2 separate regions of the Homo sapiens genome follow, and region 2 is linked to region 1. Evidence: chromatin contacts called from ENCODE Hi-C or POLR2A ChIA-PET data. All regions are on one chromosome and are shown on one strand. The core of a region is the stretch at or near the end of the contact, and the rest is flanking DNA. Distances in the headings are between cores, read along the strand shown.

Evidence for each region. Hi-C counts contacts between places; a loop is a spot of excess contacts on that map. ChIA-PET counts read pairs that join two places held with the same protein, here RNA polymerase II (POLR2A). Pooled maps may share reads with other maps.
Region 2: a loop to region 1 is called in a map of gastrocnemius medialis, with 8 times the contacts of the local background. The contact joins two enhancer-like sites. A Hi-C loop is called at or near these places in 2 of 168 maps with a recorded cell type or tissue (endothelial cell of umbilical vein and gastrocnemius medialis) and 2 of 50 pooled maps. POLR2A ChIA-PET finds 5 or more read pairs at or near these places in 1 of 52 experiments (OCI-LY7).

Annotation. Positions count from the first base shown.
Region 1 is chr2:236,819,200-236,823,285 of GRCh38, reverse strand. No RefSeq gene overlaps it. Among named protein-coding and RNA genes, the nearest start is that of ACKR3, 250 kb to the right of the region's middle. Within about 2 kb of position 2,330, at least 3 of the 41 ENCODE cell types and tissues checked have a DNase peak (open chromatin) inside an H3K27ac peak, as active enhancers do; they include gastrocnemius medialis, where a contact is called at or near this core.
Region 2 is chr2:236,986,488-236,990,566 of GRCh38, reverse strand. All of the region lies in intron 1 of COPS8-DT (COPS8 divergent transcript), which reads left to right. Among named protein-coding and RNA genes, the nearest start is that of COPS8-DT, 97 kb to the left of the region's middle. Within about 2 kb of position 1,438, at least 16 of the 41 ENCODE cell types and tissues checked have a DNase peak (open chromatin) inside an H3K27ac peak, as active enhancers do; they include gastrocnemius medialis, where a contact is called at or near this core.

The DNA.
Region 1 (4,086 bases), core at 1,081-3,580:
CACTTCCCCACACCCAGCACCCCGCACAGAGGCCACACGTGGGAGACAGGGAATTACTGGATCAATGACCCCATATGAAAGATAAGGAGGCTTTCATGGCACCTACACTTTGTTCAAAGTACACACTATTTTTTCTTTTATCTTAAGTTTCTTCCTGTATACTGACTTATTTTCCTAAACTAATTAACACATTGAAGGATCTTCTATCTTTAAGAAAGAAAAATAAAGAATCCTAAGATACAAAGAAAAAGAGAAAAAGGGCCACGTGCGCTGTCTCACACCTGTAATCCCAGCACTTCGGGAGGCCGAGGTGGGTGGATCACAAGGTCAGGAGTTCTAGACCAGCCTGGCCAACACAGTGAAACCCCGTCTCTACTAAAAATACAAAAATTAGCTGGGCATGGTGGCATACACCTGCAGTCCCAGCTACTTGGGAGGCTAAGGAAGAAGAATCGCTTGAACCTGGGAGGCGGAGACTGCAGTGAGCTGAGATCATGCCACTGCACTCCAGCCTGGGCGACAGAGTGAGACTCCATCTCAAAAAAAAAAAAAAAAAAGAAAAAGAAAAGAAAGGAAAGCCTCTCCAATTCTACCTCTCCCTCTGTTACTATCACATTTGAAAGATGAGGTGGCCTTTATTTCACCTTTTCTCACTTCCATTCATCTTGTGTCCTGCTGCAGCCTCCCCCTCCCCTCTTCCCTAAAATGGCCTGGATGAACTGCAGAATTCTATCCTGTGACTTGTCTCTTGAACCCCAAAATGATCCGATAATATTTCTGTCTTCTTAGACAAGGAGCAGTGCTATGAACATCATTTGCATCTTTCCCATTATTAGGTCTAAACAGTGACACACAGAGAGGGTTTGGCCTTCTTCCTCCTCTTTCCTTCTTCCTCCTAAGGGGTGTGGAACCTTCTCCATGACCTCCAAGCCTTCCTCTTCCACCTCCATCATCTGACATCCAGTGGATGACCTTGCCTTTCCCTTCACAGGAACAGTGGAATCACCAAGCAGAAATAGCCTCAACTTCCCCAGCATTTCCACCTCTAGAATCATATCTACCTTTGCCTACATTGCATTGTTTGCTGAATAGCCCACTACTCCAAAACTTAGTGGCACAGAACTGCAATAAACATGTATTATCTCACAAAGCCCAGGAATTCCAAAACAGCTCAGCTGGGGGTTCTGGCTCAGAGTCCCTCACAAGGTTTTAGTCAAGATGTCAGCTGGGGTTGAAGTCATCTGAAGGCTTGGCTGGGGCTGAGCAACTGACTTCCCATCTGTCTTACTCTCATGGCTGGTATAGAAGCCTATTTTTCCCTGGCTGTTGGCAGGAGGCCTCAGTTTCTCCACAATGAACCTTGCTGCAGAGCTACTTGAGCATCCTCACAACATGGCGGCTGGCTTCCCCCAGAGAGAGAGCAAAGTATAAGTCACAATGTCTCATATAGCCTGGCCTAGAAGTGGCACTTCATCAGTTCCCTGATGTCCTTTAGGCTACATGCAGCCCTATTCAGTGTTGGAGAGAACAACACCAAGGTATGAAAAGCAGGAGGAGAGGCTCATGGGGCCATATAAAAGGCTGGCAGCTGGTCCCTTCTCCTTCCTGGCTTCCTCAGCAATGCACTTTCCCCTTTATCTTTAGTCTGTCTCTGTCTATTGACTTCTTTGCCTAAACAAATAAGTATAATCAATATCTGCTAATATTGTAATAAAACACAGTGTTGACCCCATCTATCTGATTTCCTGAAGAGGTTCATTAGAAAGCCATCTCTACACCATCTGAGCCTACTCAGCTGCATTCATGTTCTAGCCCACCACAATCTCTCTTTGGACCCTGCTCTACCTCCAACACTCTTGCTGTGGTCACCAGTGAAGTCCTAATCGCCAAATCCAGTGAGCACCATGGCTTATGTGGCATCTCTGGAGAAAGAGACAGAGGTCATCTCTCCTTCCTTCCTACTTTCTCCCTCACCTTCTCAGAATCTTTCTTTCCCAGGTCGTCTCTGAATTCTGTCTCTTCTACATCCCCCTGGCTGTTCCTTCCTCTGCCATCTCTCTCAAGTTCTGGGATGTGCAGGGATCCCATCTTCAGTCTCTCCTCTCCCCTCTCTCCACCCAACACAACCAGAGGCTGAATCCCCAGGCACAGTGGTCAGGCAGACCTGGTTTGAATCAAGTCACCCTGACTGTCTGGGTGACCTTAGCTAAGTCACCTAACTCTCCACGTACCATGTTCCTTGTCTCTAAATGGAGAGCTTTGTGGAGACTGAGTGTGCTGATGGATGCCAGGACGGTGCTGAGCACAGCGCCAGAGGTGACAGATGCTCAACATCCCATGATCCTGCGTCAGGAAACTTCACTCGCTGGATTCAACACTTACTTGTAGCGGATTCTAATTTCACAAGTCACTAACTCAGGTACACAAACATTTCCCCATATCCCGACTTTGTATTTTGAGCCTCCATTACCGCCTGACGATTGAGAACTTAATCTAGTCTCTTCCAAGTAAACTCAGCCAGATCTGGTGATTTATTAGTATTTTCAGGATTAAACTCAGTCCAATTCAGGACCTTCCCTCCCCCCACTTCCAGAGCTCTTCTTCCAGGGTCACACCTGGGTTCAGTGCACACCTGACCCCATCATGGCATCAGAAGCCAATGTTTGACTCTTAGTCAATATCTGTGCATGCAGCTTCCATGTGTCCTGTTGTCTCCTCAGCCACGGTCACTTGCTGTCACCCGCTGAAATATGACCATCCAGGCTGGCCTGAGACTTCACTATCTCCCAGAGCTGACAGCAGCTGCGGTGTACCCTGTCACCACTTCTAATCCAGCTCCTGGGGGTGGGGGACACCTTCCTCCCAGACAGTACAGGTTTGCCAGCTGCTCCTCCTCAGATGACCTCCATGCCCTTTTTGGCCCCAGTGGGACCCATTTGCACCCCTGAGTGTCCAGGGGCTTCTGAGAGTCCCCACAGGTACATCTGCAAGGACTCCATGCCCACTGCTTCTCTGCCATTCTGGTGCCACATTGCATACCTGGCTTCTCTCCAAGACCTTCTGCTGCCCTGGCACCCCTTGGGAAGAAAGGCATGGGATCACGGCAGGCAGGATCTGCTGACGTAGGTGGATTCTTTTTTTTTGTTTTTTCTTTTGATCTCGGCTCACTGCAAGCTCTGCCTCCCGGGTTTACGCCATTCTCCTGCCTCAGCCTCCCGAGTAGCTGGGACTACAGGCGCCTGCCACCATGCCCGGCTAATTTTTTTTTTTTATTTTTAGTAGAGACGGGATTTCACTGTGTTAGCCAGGACGGTCTCGATCTCCTGACCTCGTGATCTGCCTGCCTTGGCCTCCTGAAGTATTGGGATTACAGGCGTGAGCCACTGCGCCCAGCCCGTAGGTGGATTCTTACTGCTGCCCACCACCCCTGGTACTCAGCCAGATGAGGTCTGGTAGAGTGCGGGCCCTAAAACAAGTCTCTGCCTCTCTAATGTCTCTCTCAGCTGGCTGCTTCTGCCGCCCTGCTGGTTATGAGTGGTGCTTGTCTGGACACTCACGGAACAGATGGGGCGTCCACTGCTGTTTTCTGCAAAGAATTTGGCTGCACATCCAAGCCACTCCCCGCCTTGTTCTTTTTTTTTTTTTAAATTGAAACCAAAAAGTCCACAAACTCACCTGGTTTCTCTGTTCTTAATTCTCTTCCCACATGGGGCAATGCCGGAGAAATGTCTTCCAGCCTGACAGGGGAATCGCAGGGTTAAGTTATGTGTGTGACCAACACGTGGGTTCATTCTGCACCCCATGCTGCCTGAGTGCAGACACCATATCTATCCAGTGCCCTTGGCTGCTCCATGTGAGCACTGACCATGGCCACCTGGACACCTCCAAGATGCCCAGCAGGAACACCAGGGTCACCCACACGTGGCCCACTCCTCAGGCCTGCCGTGTCCTCACCTTCCATCCCTCGGGGCCACCTGCCCTGCACGCTCACATTTGCACATTACTCTCTCTATACATACATTTTATTCTCAATGTCCAGCCAATTTCAATACCACAACTTCCCGCCTCTAAACCACAAAACACCTT
Region 2 (4,079 bases), core at 189-2,688, 170 kb before region 1:
GTACAAAACAACTGTTTTCTAACTTCTGAGGAATAGACATTTTCTGAAGACTGTTGTGTGATAATCTAGAATCAAAGAATTTGAACTCATAGGCAGATGTTAACCTAGTCCCCTTCCCCTGCCCGCATGTTAGGACCCCTCTTCAATGTCCTCAGGAGATGGGCTTCTATGCCCTCTCCCAGCATGTCAGGGGAGGAAGAGGCTGACACGCTGCCTGCTGCTTCCTATCTGAATACGGGAAAGCTGGCTGCGGGAAAGCTCTGCTTATTGTGGATCTACCCTCTTGCCATTTCCCCATTGGCGCTGGTTAGGTCTTCTGGAATTAGAGTTCTTTTCTCAAAAAGGTGAAGCTGGCTATCAAGTCAGTACTAAAAAATCACTTTTCTGAGCCCCCACTTTCCTAATTCCATCAGCTGCAACAGGAATCCAGTCTTGGTGATTTGTTGTTGTTGTTGTTGTTGTTGAGACGGAGTCTCGCTCTGTCACCCAGGCTGGAGTGCAGTGGTGCGATCTCAGCTCACTGCAACTTCCGCCTCCAGGGTTCAAGCGATTCTCCTGCCTCAGCCTCCCGAGTAGCTGGGATTACAGATGTGTGTCACCACACCCAGCTAATTTTTGTATTTTTTTAGTAGAGATGGGGTTTCACCATGTTGGACAGGCTGGTCTCAAACTCCCGACCTCAGGTGATCCACCCACCTCGGCCTCCCAAAGTGCTGGGATTATAGGTGTGGGGCACCATGCCCGGCCTCAAAAAGGTGAAGGTGGTTATCAAGTCAGTACAAAGAATTCACTTTGCTGAGCCCACACTTTCCCCATTCCGTTAGCTGCAACAGGAATCTAGTTTTGGTGATTTCTTAAAGAAGCCACTTGAACCAAGGCACAGCATCCTAAAGTCGCATGGCCCCCACAGAGCTCACCACGTGCTTTCCACATCTACCCCAGGTTTCCAGAGGGAACGAGGGCTGGCACTTACTAAGAGTCACCTCCTTCTTGCCCTGGGGTTGGAGTGGGGTCACCTTAGGGGAAGAAGTCCTACTTCTCTGAAAACAGCGAAGGAACTAACACTTGGCTCACCCCGACTCAGCTGTGCAGGCTCTGTTGGAAGAGAAAACCCAGCATCCCTAATCCATCAGGGTCTGGAAGAAATCTCGCAAGAGAGAATGACTTGATTTTAAAATTCTGACTGCCTTTGTCATCCTCCTGCCAGGCCTGACCTTTTGCAGATATGCTTTTAATTAAGCAAGGGTTTTGCTTAGCCTCTTCCCACCTTCTTCAGTTTCCAGCGACTGTGCCAGATTGTTCAGTCAACTTCTTAAATTAACACGAGGGCTGCTGGTGCATTGGGGGCTTCGACAGGAGGCACCAGTGCCTGCCTTTCTGTGCTTGTCACAGCTGCTTCTCTGCAGACTGAGGTCCAGGGCGCTGGGGTGACAGACAGCACACAGCCACACCGGCCGGTCACAGGGAGGACCTTGCTGTGTGCTGCACATATTTGTGACCTGACCAATGACTGGCAGGCTGCATCCTGGACTGAACCTAGAAGACACGCCTCTGGGGTGAAGAGGGGTCAACAAAGCAGCTCGTGTTCCCTGCTCCAAAGGACGCAGCTGCAGAGTGTTTTGGTCATGGAGAATTGCTACCGTCCCCAACTCAGAACTTGGAACAGACTGTCTCGTCTCCAAAATACAAAATAAAAAAAAAAAGATCAACAGGAACCCAAAGAGAGGTGAGGAAAAGTGCAGTTGTGCAACAAGCCCGCTGTTCTTGCCATGAGGAAATGCTGAAGTCACTTAGAACTGATGACTGAAATGATTGTGGCAAGTGCTTTCTTGCCACACTGGGTAAGGGGGCATTTCCCTATTAAAGTCCCTTACCATTTTCTAAGGGGTGCAGTTTAAGGACGTCTTTCCGTAAAATACCCAATTGTACTAACTAAGCTTCCTTTTGGAGAGAACTGACCCTGCTTTTCTCCAAAGGTAAATATTGAATGTGACAGTGGGAGAAAATCATTCATTTCAAATTGTTATTGACACGCTCTGATAAACACTCGGCAAGCAAGAATCTGGTTTGAGATCCAGACACCCAAAGTCCTAGGCTGATCACTGTGTTCATCTCTAACATGTGTACCTGCAAACAGCAGTCTGTTACATGGGTTTCCTTGGAACTAGGAAGGCTGGCATCCTTCCAAAGGGCCACTGGCTCTAAGGTCCAGCTGCCCACTTGGTTCCAAAACCTTCTCTTGTGTCTAGAATGTTGGGAGATATCATGGCCTTCTTATGCCCATTGGCCAGCCCATTGGTTTAGAATGCACTTAACAAACAGAAATACAGACATGTTTGCTTCTAAGGTTTTAGGAATGAAATTCCCATTAGAGCTCACCTGAAATGGAGTGTTAAGTGCCTCCTTGCAGAAGGGTTGGTCCTACATTTGTCCTGTTGTGATGCATGCATTTGACACACAGCAAACGCCTAGGATCCTAGAATGTCACACCAGCAAGGCCCTAAGACATCACACTTCTTCTGATGACAAACCTACAGCCCAGGGTGTTATGTGACTGGCTCAAGGACTCACAACAAGTTGACCTCAAAGCTGCGCCCAGGCTCCTGGGCTGATAAGACCACACCCCCCATCCTGCCCTCCCAGGATCCTCCAGACCCTTTAATAGGAGGAGACGCTGACCTGGGCATTTGGAGAGACACAGTCTTCCTGGACTCGGGGTGGGAGGGGTAAGGGCAGTCACCGGGTCACTGACCCTCTTTACAGTCTCAGGAATTGTACCTGTTTAGGGTCCCTCAGTTTTGCAGCCAATGCCAAGGCAGGTGAGGAAAACAGTCCCTGCCTGCCGTGTGTTGCTGGGACACTTTGCCGCAGATGTCACCTTCGCTCTCCTTACTCACCTAATGCTGACAATGGCGCCCGTGGACCAGGCGTTCTTCCCACACCTCCTGAAATGCTCATTTATCAGTGTAAACTCCCTTTGAAGCACCTCAAGGAATTTCCCCCTTCAAGGGCGGATGAATGGCAGCCCGAGCAGCCTATTGTATACGGTATTGTCAGACTGAAATACAAAGAACTATCGCCCAATGAGTGGTATTAGACCTGCATGGGGTAGTGCCAATGGGAATTGGAATTCCAGCCCCTTATCTTCCAGAAGAATTCCTCAGACTCCATGGAAGGCCATCGTGCCACAAAGCAGTTCACTGCTGCTGCTTCCCTTGGAGGGCTGTGTCTCAGTGCAAGATGCAAAGAAGTCAAGTGGACGGGGAAGCATGTTGTCCAGCGTTGGTCACCTCACCTGCCCAGGTGGGTACTCTCTTCTGCAGCTGTCCCCATGGCTTCTCCACATGAGGGTGGACACCCAGGCAGTGTTCCAGTGTTCACAGAGGCCACTGGCTCAGGAACAGTGCCCCAATTCATCTCCACCAAGCAGGAAGGACAAAGATCTACTTGCATCCTAAAATAGCATACTTTCAGATATTAGGAGCACTTTTCTATGGGAAATACTGGAAATGGACTTTTGAACCTCTAGGAGAGGAAGAGAGAGAACAAGTCAGGCTGAGAAACGTGGTTCCCAGCAAGCAGCAGCCCGCCTGAACGCCCGCGCCTACACGTGGGGTGGGCTTCTGGTGGAAGACTGTGGGAACCAAGACTAAATAAATGCTAAGTGCCCTCAATGCTTCTAAAACACAAGGCTGGCAACAATACAAAATACAAGCTGAAAAGAAAAACAAACAGGTAGCCCTGCCAGCTGGGCATTGCCCCAGGTGTCTGAATAATTTTGTGATTGAATCAGGCACCTGGCTGTAGCACTGTAGTTTATTCCTCCTCAGCTAAAGTGACATACTTATGAGAATGTCGCCTTAGTGTCTGGGCTTCTTCAAAAACAAAGGTAAATAGAAGAGTCAAGAATGGAACAGGTCATGTGGGATTTGCTCAGGACTGTTTGCTTTTGCCCATGGAAACTACAGTGGCCTCAAGAAGCAGTTGAGTGTGTTGTACAACCCTCAGTTGCTTCGGTCTCAACAGGGAAAATACTGACCTGGGTAAGCACACCTTGGGTTTTTTTTTTTTTTTTTTTA